2 separate regions of the Mus musculus genome follow, and region 1 is linked to region 2. Evidence: chromatin loops called from intact Hi-C (ENCODE). Cell type or tissue: left cerebral cortex. All regions are shown on one strand. Each heading gives the region's core, and the rest is flanking DNA. Links, peaks and the distances in the headings are about the cores only.

Region 1 (5,377 bases), core at 193-5,192, 83 kb after region 2:
CCTGACTTCCTTCAGTGATGAACTATGATGTGGAAGCATAAGCCAGACAAACCCTTCCCTCCCCAAGCTGCTTTGGTCATGGCCTTTTATCACAGCAATGTAACACTAAGACATACAGGATGGTGAAAACTAAGTAAGATAGTACATGGAAAGTTTCTAAAAATTACATTTATTTTCTGCATGTGTGTTTGTGTGTGGGTATACATGCCACATGTTCATGTGGAGGTCCAAGGACAACATGAAGAATCCATCTCTGCTGCCTTTTTTGGCCTAGGGATTGAGCTGAGGCTTCCCTGCTTGGCCACAGTGTTTTAAATCTGCTGAACCACCTCCCTGGCTTATAAAGGTCTTCACATAGGATCTGTCACATAGTATGAATACTAACAAATTCTAGAAACTGTTATTCTCTTAATACAAGATAATCTCAGTCCTGATTGCCTCTCTGTGACAAGCTAAAAAGCAACGAAAGAACAGAAAAAAGAATTACTAGCTCCTGGGGCTGGCGAGATGGCTCAGTGGTTAAGAGCGCCGACTGCTCTTCCAAAGGTCCAGAGTTCAAATCCCAGCAACCACATGGTGGCTCACAACCATCCATAACAAAATCTGATGCCCTCTTCTGGAGTGTCTGAAGACAGCTACAGTGTACTTACATATAATAAATAAATAAATCTTAAAAAAAAAAAAAAGACTTACTAACTCCCAATTATCAGTCTCTGCACTTGGTGAAGGATTACCTGGACCCAAGGTTAGTAGTCACATGAAAACATGTTTTTATTAGTTTGTTCATTTATGGAAGCCAAGGCCTCCTGCATTTAAGGCAAGCAATCTACTACTGAGTAACACCCCCAGATGTGTTTTACTTAGTATGCACAATGTTTGAACATCTGAAAACTCTATGAAATAGCCAATATTTTATAGTTTCTAGATCTACAAAAATTGTAATTCACACTATTCAACTTAACACACCTTTATTTAGTTATGGTATGTGTGGGTGTGGCTTATGTGAGGTCAGAGGACAACAGGGGGTAGTTATTCTCTTCTTCCACCGTGTAGGTCCCAGGGATAGAACTCAGATCTTCAGACTTGCATCTGTACTCATGGAGACACCAGGCTGGCCTCTTATATAGCTAGTAATGCTAATGTTTTAAAATTCGTTCAATGTACACAAAAATCCAGGTTTCTGACTTCTCTTGAAAGTAGGTTGAGGCAAGTTGCAGCAGGGGTTGAGGTGTGTGTGTGTGTGTGTGTGTGTGTGTGTAACATGCTCATAATCACAGCTATGGGGGAGGCTGAAGTAGAAAGAGGGAAAACCCAAGTCCTGGTTGGGCTACAAAATTGAACGGATGCCCCAGTAAGTATAGCTCTGTAGGGAGCCCAGCATGTACAGACTGGGTTTGATTCTCTAGAACTGGAAAAGGTGGCAACGTGACTTCCCATTCGAGGACACATGCTCACCTGTTGCAGTCTGTACCATTCTACTACGTCTCATAAGCTGGTACCCCCACTCATCTGTATTCCTCTGCCTCGCTCTTGTGGCCACTAGGGTTGGGAATCTCCCGGGTTTCTTTTGTAAGCATGCCATGAAGACCTTTTGCTTATTGTTCAAGTTGTTTAACTGCTTTTAGCCTACCCAAATATTAATTTTGCTTCCTGTGTGAGGATGTTTGGATAAACAGGTAGAGAAGAACCATAAAACCCAGGAATCTTTTAAAATTCTATTAACTCACAGTCTACAGTAGTGACATAAATATTTACAGTGATTAAATTTAAAGTTCTTAATTCTCCTAAAAGTAAATCCCCAGCTTGGTGGTGGGGGTCACCTGCAATGCCAGGACTTGGGAGGGAGGCCAAGGTAACAGGATCAGAAGTACAAGGTCAGCCTAGACTAGATACTACTCTCTCTCTCTCTCTCTCTCTCTCACAAAACAAAACAAAACAAAAACAAAAACAAAAACAAAACAAAACATACATTATGATTACTTCAGATAACTAACAACTGAAGAGCTGCGTACATTTGTGCCTGTTTAGGTCCAGGTAACTCCTTAAAACCCTTGAACTTCAACTTTTCCATAGGTGGCCAAGATGGCAGAACTAGAACGGGGGATTAAGTAATTCCAATGAAAGATGAAGGTGTCTATTAGTGTCACGCCTCCCATTCTCTCTCCGGCTCCTATTAAAGGAAAAGGTGCGCTAGTCTGAAAAAAGGGCATTTCTTCAGCTCTATGCCTGGCAACCATCTGGACAGAATTTTCAAAGAGGGATGGAGGAAATAAAGACTTCCTGCACCATAATGAAGCCTAAGACTGTTCCCAGGACTCAAAGAAAACCATAGAAATCGAACTGACTAGTCTTTTGTATATTAAATGTGGGCCATAATCACTGTCTGAACAGTGCAGAGGAAATTGCAAGGCCTAAGGTGTGCATCCTGGGGAGGAGACAGCCCCAGTTCCTCCGGAAGGTTAGTGGGCGGCGCCTGCAGAGCGCAGTGCCACCAGAGCCAGGGCCAGCACTGCCACCACAGCCGGAGCCACCCAGCCCGCACCTTGACGCCGGGCCAACACCTGACATCACGACCGCACCCCAACACCTCGCCCACACCCCAAAACCCAGATACTCCGACAGCCCGCAGTGGCACCCCTACGACACCTGGCCAGCATTCCCAACACCCGGCCAGTGCCCCAACACAAGACCGGTACCCTGACGCCCAAATGGCACCCCAACAGCTTGCAGCTCGGCACCCGGGGTACCCGGGCGGCATCGTCATCCAGACAGCCCCCCACTGCCCACCCCGTACCCCGACAACCCGGCGCCCCGGCCCGTGCCCCCGCGGGGTCCGGTCTCCACTCACCTGGTGGCGTCTGCGACGTTCCTGACGAACAGGGAGGTGTTGGGGGGCCTGGTGTAGCGAGACATGCCTCTCGCGGCCCCGCTCCCAGCAGCCCGCCGCGCCCCCTCCCGGGCCGGCCGCGCAGCCGCAGACGCGGGCGGGGGGCGCGGGGCCTGCGCGGCCGCGCGAGCACAGACCTTGCCACTGCCCGGGCCTCTAGGGAATAGATCCGATCCCCCATCGCTGCAGGCCAGCTAGGTGCTCCAAGGGAGACCTGCCTCTCCCAAACAGCCCCAGAAAAAGATCTCATGACAGGGCTTCGAAAGAGCCATGTGCAGGGTCAGGGAGCCACTTGTGGGCATGCAAGCTTAGCCACAGCCTTTCCCTAAAGAGATCAACTCGACCCTCAGGGAAGAAAGACTGAACACGGGCGTGGGGGTGGGGGTGGGGGGAACTGCTGCAGTACTGCAGCTTAAGCAAAAAGGCCTCGAGGCAATAAACAGGGTAAGCATCAAAGAAACCCAGACGGGAGAGCAGGCTGGGGTCTTTTGTTTGCTTGTTTACTCAGGCCTAGAATTCCTTTTGTAGTGGGCTCCACATCAGGCTGGGTTTAATGCTAGGAAAATTGAGAGTACTGTGTATTGGTTAGTGGAGCTGGTGTAATAATGCCACGCATTTGGTGGTTTAATGAAACTTATCTTGAAAAGACTAGGGATGTAACTCAATGGAAGAGTGATTGTCTAGCCTGCAGGATGCACGCTGTTCCAGTACCTGAGCAGAGACTATGGCAGAACCTGTCATCCCAGGGCATGGGGGGGGGGGGGGGGAGGACGGTGAGGAGTGATGGCAGGGAGGTCAAAAGTTATCTACTATAGAGGAGCTGGAGGCCAGCCAACTGAGACCTGTCATTACTGATAGCGCATAGATCTACTCTTACAATTTCTAGATCTGTTTTGAAGCAGCTAAGTACTTCTTTTAGTACAACAGCTTCCTGTAGGAGAGCCTGAGGCAGGAACATTTTCAAGTGCAGATGACTAAATGATATTACACCGGGGTAGCTTCGAGGTGGGGGCTGGAGAGAAGGTTCAGCAGTCAAGAGCGCTTGCTGCTCTTGCAGTGGACCCGGCCGGGTTCCTCTCCCAGTGTCCACGTGGTGGCTTACAGTTCCAGGGTGTCCAACACCCTCTTCTGGCCTCAGTGGGATGCAAGGCACACAAGTAGGCAAAACACTTACACATACAATAAAAATAATAGTTTGACAAAAGGAATACTGCATTAAGCTTGGCCGGTGTCTTAAGCAACCATGTTCAGTAACTAATATAGCTATGTGTTATTGCTTTTTCGATGTTTTTTTCTGGTACTCTTGAGGGTCCAGACTAAAAGCCCTCCGTGTCCTAGATTTTTTTTTTTAAATCATATTCATCCAAAGTTGTAGGCTTTATAACCAAAAGTACTGCTTTGTTGAATCATCTCTTCAAAGCAGCAGGCGATGCTGTACAGAGTTCAGAGGTGTATGAAGGAGTGCAATGATCCTAGTGACTGTGATGAAGGCTCAGTACATAAGAGTGCTTACAGTGCACTGACTCAGAGTTCCCAACACCCACTTGTAAAAATCCTGGGCATGGCCACACCCCTGTGACCCAGCATCACAAAGCCACACCCCTGTGACCTCAGCATCGTGAGGTCAGAGACAGGTGAATCCCAGGAACTCAATGGCCAGCAATCCCTGAAGAAATGGAGAGGTCCAAATCTTCAGTTTTAGTGAGGGATGCCACCTTGGGAGAAGACATACTTGTGGAGTTGTGGAGTGAGAGTCACCCTGCAGCCTTCTCCAGCACATGTCACACAAGTGTAACCCTCTTTCCTCCATTAAAATAGAAACATTTTAAATGAAAAGAATAAAAAGTTAGCTTAGAGTGACAACGTGGCTAGGGAGATCTTCCTGAAAATTTTTGGTCTATTTCATGCTTATTTTCTCCCCAAAACAGGACTTCTGTTTTTAAAGTATTTTGAGATGCCCTTGTATCTTTTCTCATTTAGATACTATAATTATTTTTACCTTTTCTCCCCTTGGAGACAGGGTCTCATTTTATAGCATGGCTGGTTTAGTACTCACAGTTGTAGCCCCAGGTAGGGTTGCAGTTGCAGCAATCCTCCCACATCAGACTCTGTACCACTGGAATTACAGGCATGCACCACCATGCTTTTCTATTTTACTTTAAAAAAAAAAAAAAAGTAGAGTTAAAAAGATGCAATTGAAATCCCTGCCACAGAGCTGGAATGTAGATCCGTGACAGGGCACTAGTGAGCGTGAGGCCTTGGGCTTGAGTGCCAGCGTTGTGACAGTCCACAAGGAGGAGGAGGAAAAGGAGGAAGAAGAGGAAGAGAAGGAGGAGGAAATGAGAAATTGCAGGTCTATAAAGAATATTGGGAAAAGGAAAAAGTCAGACTCCCTTTCAATTGTTAAAGCTTGCCTAAACAGACAAACTTCTTAAATCACTGTTATGTTATATTGAAAGTAGATGGGCTGTTGAGCTGGTTCAGTAGGTA
Region 2 (5,377 bases), core at 53-5,052:
CAGGGGATAAAGTGCACTGGGAGGAGGAGCTCCTTAGGGATGGCCACAGCAGGCTTGATAGTAAGTCTAGAGACAACAGAGGGAAGGCAATGGCCCTATAGGCTCATAGGGAAAGGCAGTATGAGGAGATGTGGCCTTGTTGCAGTGGGTGTGGCCTTGTTGGAGGAAGTGTGTCACTGTGGGAAAGCTTTGAGGTCTCAGAAGCTCAAGCCCGGCCTAGTGCATCATTTTCTTCCTGCTGCCTTTGGTCTGGATGTAGAACCCTCATCTCTTTCTCCAGCACCATGTCTACCTGCACACCCCCACACTCCCCACCAAGGTAATAATGAGCTAAAGCTTGGAAACCGTTAAATGTTTTCCTTTATAAGACATTCCACGGGGGCTGGAGAGATGGCTTAGAGGTCATCTAAGACATCTTCCAGAGGTCCTGAGTTCAATTCCCAGCAACAACGTGGTGGCTCACAACCATCCATAATGAGATCTGATGCCCTCTTCTGTTGAGTCTGAAGACAGCGTACTCACATACATAAAATAAATAAGTAAGTCTTTAAAGAAAAAAAAAAAAACTTTCCATGAACTAGGCAGTGGTGGTGCATACCTTTAATCCCAAGGGCAGGAGTTCAAGGCCAGTCTAGTCTACAGAGCTAGTTCCTGGACAGCCAGAACTACACAAAAAAGTGCTGTTTCAAAAGCCAACCAACAGCTGGGTGTGGTGGTGCACACCTTTAATCCCAGCACTCAGGAGGCAGAGGCAGGCGGATTTCTGAGTTGGAGGCCAGCCTGGTCTACAGAGTGAGTTCCAGGACAGCCAGGGCTACACAGAGAAACTCTGTCTCGAAAAACCAAAAAAAAAAAAAAAAAAAAAAGCCAACCAACAAACAAATAAGTAAGAGTTGCCATAGTCATGGTGTATCGTCACCACAGTGAAACCCTATTTGAGGCAAGTCCCTCTAGCTTTAAATGTGTATATTAAAGATAGAGTCTTCATATGTAACCCTGGCTGGCCTAGAATTCAATACCTAGCCTAGGGTATCCTCTAACTCATAGAGATCTACCGGCCTCAGCCTCCCAAATTCTAGAGTTAAAGGCATGTCCCAGCATTACCTGGTTTGTTGTAATTTCAACACACACACACACACACACACACACAGTTTTGATAAATCATCCAAGCTAACCTTAAACTTACTCTGTAGCCCATGAAAGCCTTAGACTGGTGGCCTTAAACCTCAGCTTCAAAGTAGCCAAAGTTACAGCTTCCGGTCCCAGCTGGTGTCCCTATCTTCCATAAATCAACTTAGTTCTGATCGCTACATCCCTGAGCTATCTAGGAAAGAGCATCTTTCATGAGGCTCAGAATCCTGCAGGTCTGGCATCTCTGGCTGAGTGCCTTGAGCTACTTCTCTTCAATGTATTTCAATCATCATCTGTGGTTCCTTCATTCGCTAATCAGACAACGGGCTAGAGAGACTCCACAGTTAAGAGCACTTAATTGCTGGGTTCACAGAGGACTAGACTTTGGTTCTTAGCATGCATGTCAGGCATCTACACACATACACATGAATACAAATAAAATCTTTTATATACAAATACAAATAAAAGCCGAGCATGTGGCACACACCTTTAACCCCAGCACTCAGGAGGCAGAGGCAGGCGGATTTCCAGGCCAGCCTGGTCTACAGAGTGAGTTCCAGGACAGTCAGGGCTATAAAGAGAAACCCTATCTCGAAAAATCTTTTAACAACAGCAAAGCCCGTGCAAGAGAACACAAATGCAGCATTAGATAAGTACAAATGGCACTCAATTTTCTGAGACATTCGTTCTCTCAGGACTGGAAGACAGAATGGGGGCTGGAGAGATGGCTCAGCAATTAAAAGCACTGACTGCTCTTCTGAAGGACCTGAGTTCAAATCCCAGCAACCACATGGTGGCTCACAACCATCTGTAATGAGATCTAACGCGCTCTTCTGGGATGTCTGAAGACAGCTACAGTGTACTTATATATAACAATAAATAAATATTAAAAAAAAGACAGAATGGACTCAGTGATGCAATTATTGCTTTCTTTTAAAACAAAGAATCTTATGAATCCCAGTCTGACGTCAAATCATCTATGTAACCAGAAGATGCCCTTGAACTTCTCCTGCCTGTATCTTCCAAGTGGACAACCTTGTATGGGTTATGCAGTGCCTGGCAATATACCCAAGTCACCACACATTTGAGGGAAGTCCTCTACCAACTAACTCCATCATCAGCCTTAAGTATCGCAAATAACCAAACTGTATACACCGACTACTGAGGAGTTAGATAGAATCGGGTGAAAAAATAAACTTTATTTTCCGTTTTTTCCGTCCATGAAATCGGAATAATGCTACACCTAATGTTTTTCCACCAGGTGGCGCTACAGCCCAGGGAATCCACCTCATTGATTTGCGACTCAAAAGAAATGAGGTCTGGTCAAGTTTTCTTGAATTCAGCTCCACTCCTAATGTTGGATTTGGCTCCACCACCAGATTCATAGTAGCAGAGGCCAGCCTGACCTACCTCGATTAAGTAGCCGTGACTATTCCGGTACTCTGGCTGTCCAGCTCATGTCGGTAACCTCATTACAAAGGTGTAATGATGATGGGAGGGAGGGGGCTCTCTAAGCACTGCTGTGCCTTTCACAGATAATAATTATCAGCTTCTGTGTGCCATAAAAAACTTAGTTCAACTGTTTTCAATGATGTTCAACCGATTTCAATGGGCTGCTGATTTCCCTTTCAGTTGAGATAAGACAGTTTTCACACCAATTATTGCTGGTGTGCACAGCTATGCTTAATAGATATGGGACCCTGTAGACTTTGAGAGAATCGGGTTTCTCAGTTCAGGGAGAATATGAAAAACTGCAATCTGCCAGGACAGCTTCATCGTACCCCAGCTCTGTCACTTATGGGTTTCAGATGTTTTCTTTCCTGTTGAGAAAAGAAGGGTCTGGCTCTGTCTCCCAGGCTGACCTAGAACTCGCTCCTGCTCCTGCTCCTGCTCCTCCTCCTGCTCCTCCTGCTCCTGCTCCTCCTGCTCCTGCTCCTGCTCCTGCTCCTGCTCCTGCTCCTCCTGCTCCTGCTCCTCCTGCTCCTGCTCCTCCTGCTCCTGCTCCTGCTCCTGCTCCTCCTGCTCCTGCTCCTGCTTCTGCTCTCCTCCTCCTGCTCCTGCTCCTGCTCCTCCTGCTCCTCCTCCTTCTCCTCCTCCTCCTCCTCCTGCTTCTCCTCCTGCTCCTGCTCCTCCTCCTCCCCTCCCCCCTCAAATGTTGGTATTATAGGTGTGTGCCATCACATACAACTTTACAAAACTACAGATTTATTGACTCTCAACCAGGACTTCTTTCATTCATTGATTTCTGGTTTGCAAGTTTTGTGTTTGTTTGCGACCGAGTCTCACGTGTCCCAGGGTGGCCTCAAACTCCCTGAGTACCCAAGGATGAACGTGAACTCCTGATGGTCCCTATTCTACTTGAGTGCTGGAATTATAGGCGCTTTCTATCACATCTCATTTTGTTCGCCTCTGGGGACAGAGGCAAACAAAACCCAGAACTCTGTACGTTATAAGGCAAACATGCTATCATCTGACCTACATCCAAGCCTATATAGTTACTTAGACTTACTATAGATCCAGGAGGATCTCCTGCTCCAGCCTCTACAACCACAGTGTCCTATCACCATATCACCCACACAGCTCAAGCATTCTACCATCTGTCACACCTAGCTGAAGACTGCCAGGTAATGCAGTGCGTGCCTGTAAGCTCAGTACTCCAGAGGCTCGAGCAGGAAGACCTGGAATCAGGCTAGCTTGGACTCTATATGTATATTAGATTTTAAGGGGGAAAAAATTAACCTTTCGGGGCCCAAGGTTTTAACTTTGCCCCTGAAACTTGAAAGGCACAACATCACCTGGCGAGGTCATTAAATGTAAAATCTAATTCAATAGGTTTGGCGTGGACCTGAAATTCTGCATTTCACTTATTTCTCTGAAGACAGAGTCTCAGGTAGGTAAGCCATGTTGGTTTCAAATGCCCTTTATATAGCTAAGGATGACCTAGAAATCCTGACCCTCCTGCCTCAGTCCTGAAGCACGCTCTCTCTCTCTCTCTCTCTCTCTCTCTCTCTCTCTCTCTCTCTCTCTCTCTCAAACTAGTGATACTTTTTTTTTTTAAAATGTCTGAGTGTTTGCACACCTGCATGCCAGAAGAGGGCATCAAATCCCTTTATAGATGGTCGAGATTCACCGTGAGGCTGCTTAGAATTGAACTCAGGACCTCTGAAAGAGCAGCAAGTGCTCTTAACTGCTGAGCCATCTCCCCGCCCTCTTGCAGCTTCCTCATATAAGAGGTTAGTAGCTAATATTGAACATGGGAGATGCTTTTCTAAACTAAGAATTGAATAAACTATCTCTACATCAGTGTTGGGAATTTGATCTCTTCACTGATTAAAATCCCAGGTCCTCACACTTGCATAGCAAGCACTGTCCCCACTAGGATAGCCTGGAGCCCCCGTTTTCTTTGTGTTTGTTGAGATAAGGTTTCATGCCACCCAGGCTAAGCTTTGTTACATACCAGAGACCACACTTGAATTTCTTACCTTCCTGTCTTCACTTCCTAAGTGCTGGGATTAGTCTTGAACTAACATGCCCAATCTACATTTTTCTTGCAAGTTTTCCTTCCAATATCAAATAAGAATGGCTTTACGTACTTAAGAAGTAGAAAGAGAAGCTAGAAAACAAGCCACCAGTTGAACTATACTCTGTGGCCTATGGCTACCTTTTTAAAAGCCCCCCAGTTTTCTATGGAATAGCCCAAGCCACTCCCTTGAGCTGTGAATAAAAAATCCTTTTAGGAAGCTTCTGCATCAGAGAGTACTCGCAGCCCTTAGGGAAGATGCACTTTAGAAATGGGCAGTGTCCCTGCGAGGTGTTCTTAGAGTGCTGGCATTTTCTTCAATACGCTTTTGTAATAGGGGAAATTACTATTCCAAAACACAAGCTTTAAAGACCTGTTAGCACACTGTGGTCTGAGTAACCCTTGGAGACCATGCAATCCACTGGCTAGACAGCCTGGAAACAGCCACTCGACCAATCCACTGCCTGGAAACAGTCTTGGTCCAATCAGCCTCCTAGAAACACTACCCCAACCAATCAGGGGTTTTCTAAGAATTATTTTTCTGTAAAATCTGCCCCTTGTTGCCTGACAAACCGAAACCAGAATGATAAAATGTACCTGAATTTGCTTCTACACTGACTTTCTCAGCCCCAGATGGGCCGTGGCCAGCTTGACAGACAAGCATTCTCCCTTCAGTGGGGTTCCTGCTGCAACAAGTAATTTTTTTAAACCACATCATAATCATTT

Evidence for each region. A loop is a pair of places that touch in the nucleus more often than their neighbours do. Peaks named below come from ENCODE experiments on the same cell type or tissue, not always from the same donor. Only the 100,000 strongest peaks of a DNase experiment are listed, where the experiment ranks them.
Region 1: a loop joins it to region 2, with 7 times the contacts of the local background. A loop is called at or near these places in 21 of 42 quality-filtered maps.

The regions. Positions count from the first base shown.
Region 1 is chr4:33,206,842-33,212,218 of GRCm38, reverse strand. It overlaps Srsf12 (serine and arginine-rich splicing factor 12), which reads right to left and starts at 2,947. Exons shown (of 5, transcript NM_001372518.1): 1 at 2,849-2,947. The coding sequence starts at 2,913. In left cerebral cortex, for the core only: a CTCF peak has its summit at 2,936; DNase peaks (open chromatin) are centred at 2,513 and 3,089; H3K4me3 peaks cover 1,499 bases; H3K27ac peaks cover 1,357 bases.
Region 2 is chr4:33,290,004-33,295,380 of GRCm38, reverse strand. No RefSeq gene overlaps it. Among named protein-coding and RNA genes, the nearest start is that of Rngtt, 18 kb to the left of the region's middle. In left cerebral cortex, for the core only: CTCF peaks have their summits at 2,387 (motif pointing right) and 4,248 (motif pointing right); a DNase peak (open chromatin) is centred at 2,419.